Regions from separate parts of the Homo sapiens genome. Here region 2 is linked to region 1. A link is a loop called in an ENCODE intact Hi-C map of the cell type or tissue named here. Cell type or tissue: PC-9. All regions are shown on one strand. Region 1 has its middle 170 kb from the start of TMEM26-AS1. Region 2 overlaps CABCOCO1 (ciliary associated calcium binding coiled-coil 1).

The links. Peaks named below come from ENCODE experiments on the same cell type or tissue, not always from the same donor. Only the 100,000 strongest peaks of a DNase experiment are listed, where the experiment ranks them.
Region 2: it touches region 1 in a loop (2.7-fold over the local background); 13 of 110 quality-filtered maps call a loop at or near these places.

What each region holds. Positions count from the first base shown.
Region 1 is chr10:61,283,551-61,286,050 of GRCh38, reverse strand. No RefSeq gene overlaps it. Among named protein-coding and RNA genes, the nearest start is that of TMEM26-AS1, 170 kb to the left of the region's middle. In PC-9, CTCF peaks have their summits at 1,353 and 1,555 (motif pointing right); a DNase peak (open chromatin) is centred at 1,650; H3K4me3 peaks cover 288 bases; H3K27ac peaks cover 426 bases.
Region 2 is chr10:61,732,068-61,734,567 of GRCh38, reverse strand. All of the region lies in intron 5 of CABCOCO1 (ciliary associated calcium binding coiled-coil 1), which reads right to left. Among named protein-coding and RNA genes, the nearest start is that of CABCOCO1, 70 kb to the right of the region's middle. In PC-9, CTCF peaks have their summits at 843 and 1,043 (motif pointing right); no DNase peak of the experiment used is centred here.

The DNA.
Region 1 (2,500 bases):
AAGATAAGGTTATAAAAAGACTGTGGCTTTCATCTTGAGCCTTCTCTCTCACTCCCTGTGGATCACTTCATCCTGGGGAAAGCCAGCTGCCATGTGTGTGAAGCAGCCCTGTGGAGAAGCCCACGTGGTAGGGAGAGGAAGCCTGCCAATAGCCACGCAAATGAGCTTGGATGCAGATCTTCTGGGGACTGCCAACAGCCATATGAGTGATCTTGCAAGTTGATCCCGCCCCAGCTGAGCCTTGATGACTGTAGCCTTGGCCAAAATATTGACTTCAGCCTCATGAGAGATCCAGGTAACCTGCTTCTGGATTCCTGAACCACAGAAAGTCTGAGATAGCAAATGTTTATTATTTATTGTTTTCAGCCACTAAGTCTCATGCAGCAATAAATAACGAATATGAATGGTAACCAAATGACTGGCTGGAGAACTAGAACCTTTTCAAGCCTGCCTCCTTCAATTCATTCAACAAATACTTATTGAGATATTACATGCCAGGCATTAGATGTGGTTCCTGCCCTCAAACTGCTGATCTTCTGATGGGGCATGATGTGGTGGGAAAAATTTTTTTTAAAAATTAAAAATCAAAATTCCTTTTAAACTTCTGGAAAATGATTAGAAAGAGCAGAGATATGGAGCCAGCCAGAAGGGCTCCAATTGCAGTCTCCAGATATGGGTTTTTGGGCTAACAACTCCTTTGAGCTTCAGTTTCTTCATCTGCACAGATGAAAACTACTTCTGAAAAGTTTGTAGAATTAAATAAAATAATGTATTAAAAATACCTGGCATGATACCTGGCATATATTAGTGGCTCAACAAATGCCGATTCTATGAGTATTACTCTTCATCTTTTTAATGTAGGGAATAATCATTAGATTGTGCAGCGTTGTTGAGTGTGCATAAAGAGATAAGCACAGGGCATGATCCATTTTAGATGCAACCAGAGTATTTATTTCTGTTAGTTTCTGTGGACCCTATAAATTATGTTATGACCATAGGAGATGAAAATAATTTTATGAAGAACTTTTGAGGTTCTAATTTTTGTTTAAAATGGACACTTTACTTCTTAAACTGAGGATCTGGTTATTGTTTGTAAAAGATCTTACTATAAGCCAGTAGAAAGAATGGAAAACATGAGTAGGATGGGACATCTGGAATCAAACTTTAGATCACCATATGCAACAAAGTAGAGTGAAAATGGGATTGGAGATCAGAAATTCTGAATTCTTCCTTTGCCTCTGAGTGTCCACTGATGTCCATCACCAAAGGGAGGTGTCAAATAGTTCAGTTCCTTAGGATTATACAACTTGATGAAGGGTTATCATCACAATTATTATTTATAAAACCCATTTCTACTACAACATAACACCATGAAGGATTAGCATTTCTCATAAATTTTCAAGAATTTGACCAACTTGCATCAGTTGCATTAATCTAATATTTATTAAAATTTCTAAAGTAATATCTGAAATTGGAAAGACACATACACAAGCCCAATATCTCCCAAAAAGTGAAAAATCAGTGCTAGACTACATTGGATTTTATTTCTTGAGGAACTAAACATGACCACTAGATGGCACTGGAGTCTGATTTCATCTTTCTATTTCCAGAACAGTCCGTGGGAAAACAACGGTAAGGCTATCATAAATTTTCTGAGTCAGTTACTTGCTTATCTGATGTGGTACAAGATAAAAAACATTTTTGTATTATTTTTGAAGTTCCTAGTAATCCCGTCAATAAATAAACATAATGCCTACTCTTAATCGGAAGCCAACCGATCTCACAAGTGAGTTTCATCATCCTTTGAAGAGCTTCCTGTAAGTAAATTTAAGTTTCTACAAATGAAATAAATTATAATTTACAACCAAAAAGAAAGAAAGAAAGAAAGAGACATGATGTGCCTTTGCCAAAGCGCTGACTCCTGCTGTTAATTTCCTCTAGCAATTCAAATTTCAGTTATGAAACATCTAGGACGGTACCCAGAAATTCATTCAACAAATATTTATTGAGACTTCTAGGATTACAAGGCCCACATAGACACTGAGAGGCAGTGGACACCTGCATGGAGTTTATTTTCTAGGGGAAGAATCAGACAATAAGCAAATGAATAGATACAATAGTTTTATATGCTATGAAGAAAATCAGTGGGTAATGTGATAAAGATAAATAGGGGCAAGCTGAGGCACCTTTGATAAGGTATGCAGAAATCTTCTCTGAAAAGGTGTTAAGGTGGAACTAAAATGACAAGGTAGAGTCATTCATAGAAGGAAGTTTAGCCTGGTCAAGGAACCAAGAGGCAATGAATAGGAATTTGGAGAGGCAGGCAGGCCAGAACATGGAGTGACTTAGAGTTTGTATTCATCTTATTGTACAAGCCACTGAAAGGTTTTAAGCAAGCAAGTTGCACAATCTGATTACATTTTTAAAACATCATTCTGGCTGCTAGTGGGGAATGGATTGTGTGACACAGGGTAACACTAGCAAGTGCTTAATAAATGAA
Region 2 (2,500 bases), 450 kb before region 1:
GCGTAAAACTTCCTGGTTTTTCTCTTAAGTCTTTTTAGTGTTTTTTTTTTCCCCCTTCCTACTTCTTGAATAAAGTCTTAATTAGGTTCTATGATTCTTAACACTTGTTTAATATCCCATTGAAGAGTGAAGGTGGGCTTCAGGTTTTCAATAGTTAACAGGCATCCCTGGCAGTCGCAAATTAGAAAAGCTTGGGTGGTGGAGCATTGGGCTGGGGAGGAAAAGAGGAAATGCAAAAGGAAATACCTAATCCATCGATCTGAGAATTTTGTATACACTGAAACTTAATTTTAAAGGTGTACAAATGACAACTGTGTAAAGAAGTCTCAGGGCATATATGAGTGTGCACGTGCCACATATGATAAAATTCACATTTTCATACCCTTGAAACTAAGTGTAAAAAGAGGTTTAGGGCAGAGAGAAAAAACAAATGAACCAAATTATTTTGAAATAAATACGTAATAAGTAGCATTAATTTATCTTCAGAAAAAAAGGTTAACTCTTCAACTGGGGGTAAGCGGGGGGAAGTATAACAGTTTGAAAAAGAATCACTGTTTGCACATTTTTTGATGAATATAAATGAGTGTATAGTCTAAACTTTTGTTGTTATTTTTTCTTTTGGGATTCTACAATATTATAATCTTTATGCTTTTAACAAGAAAACTCTTTTTATTACATAAATCTGTAAATATGTTAGCTGAAGAATTTATCTTCCTAGTTCAGGAACTGATTATGCTCTCTCCTCTTTAACATTCAACTATTTAAGTAAAAATTGAGGTAAAATCCACTAAAATAAAATAAGAAATGTAGATAAAATGCTGACAAGTCTCGGTTTGTATTTTGAACTGCAAATCTTCTGAACTGTGAATGTTTCTTATATTTTGAAAGTAATTTAATGTCTAGTTGCAAAGGAAAAAAATGACAAAACTATATTGAACTTTGGCAATTTTGAATGTGATGACTTTGTCACTTAGTTTGAAAATCATTCTCATGGGCACAAAAATGAAGTTTTAACCAAACCTCCACAGGAGGGCACTATAGTGTGACTCTGGTGTAAGTTGCAGCCACAGCAATTCATTCTGTCCTTCTCCAGCTCTTGATTAAACACCTTAAATAGTGAGTCCTTCTCCTGGATTAGAAAATTCTGGATTTCAAAACTCAAGCTAGGTAGACTTCACATATGGTAAATATTTTTTCTTTGCTAAATTAGGTAGGTAATTTAATCTTTCTTTTGAGGCATGTATTTAACATAAAATCTTATCTCAAAATACAGCAAAAAATGGCAGGATGCATGTTCTGAATGAAATAAACTATAAATAGGTTAAAATTATATAATGCTTTAAAATAACAGAAATAGTTTAGAACATTTGGTTAAGCAATCAAACCCAAAAGACATTACAACAGATAAACGCATGTATTACCTATAAGTGATACTATTTATAAAAAGCATATGTAAATGGTATTAGTTAAACACGGTATATACTACTTGCAATGGTACATCTAGCTAAGTAGATGGTAGATAGTTACATAAATCTTAGTAAATGTAGAAACAGAATCCAAACATAAATATCAAAGCATTTCCAAACTGGTTCACTTGATCCCAATAAAAGCTCTAAAAACATTCACTGTAATGATAAAGATCAAGATTTGGCCAAGATTAAGATTTAATAAGCGTTTCTCATCCTAACTTTCAATTTCACTAGTTTATTTTCAAGTTGTTCTCCAGGAGATAACATATTTTGATATTTTACTAGAGTTTTTAAAATCAATATAAAAGTACTTGTAATCTTGGCAATTGCCATCTGTCTTTGTGAGCCTTGCCTTATTATTTTGAGGACTAACAGAGCCTTGCAAATCCAAGAAAGCTGTACTGAATAGACAGTTTTATTAAATTTGAAAAGTCGCAGGAGCAGTAGTTATAGATACAGATTATATGGTTCTAATAACTGTTTACATAGCAAATCTATTTCCAGTAAGGAAACTTTTCATTTTTCAGTTTTGCCAAAAGGATTTAGGTAATTCCAAGACTGGTAAAAAGTTAAAGTGGGCTATATCAGCAGGGCTTAACTTTTGGGTGGTAGTTGTTGTCTTTACAGTCAACTATTGATAGATTTAATGTTCTGGGAATTTACAATTGAAACAAAATAATGTAACCACATTACAAATCTGACAGCTTTTTGAACCTGCATTCTAGATTAGACATTGATGGCATCATATTTTCCTAGAAATGAAAAGTACTTGCTTAAAGCAAAGGAGTTCTCTAAATTTTTGATGGTTCACACCTGGATTGAATAATTAAATTTGTTAGTAATTAAAATGCTAGTTCATCACTCCCCTGGGGAATCCAGGCAGACTGTATTAATTTAAATATCTTTTCTTTCAGCTCATACAGATCTTTATGCCAATAAAGAATTCAAAAAGTAGATTTAAAGAAAGACTTGGGTAATCTGCTTTCACATAATAAAATTACTTTTAAATATTGTTATATAAAACTGGCAAA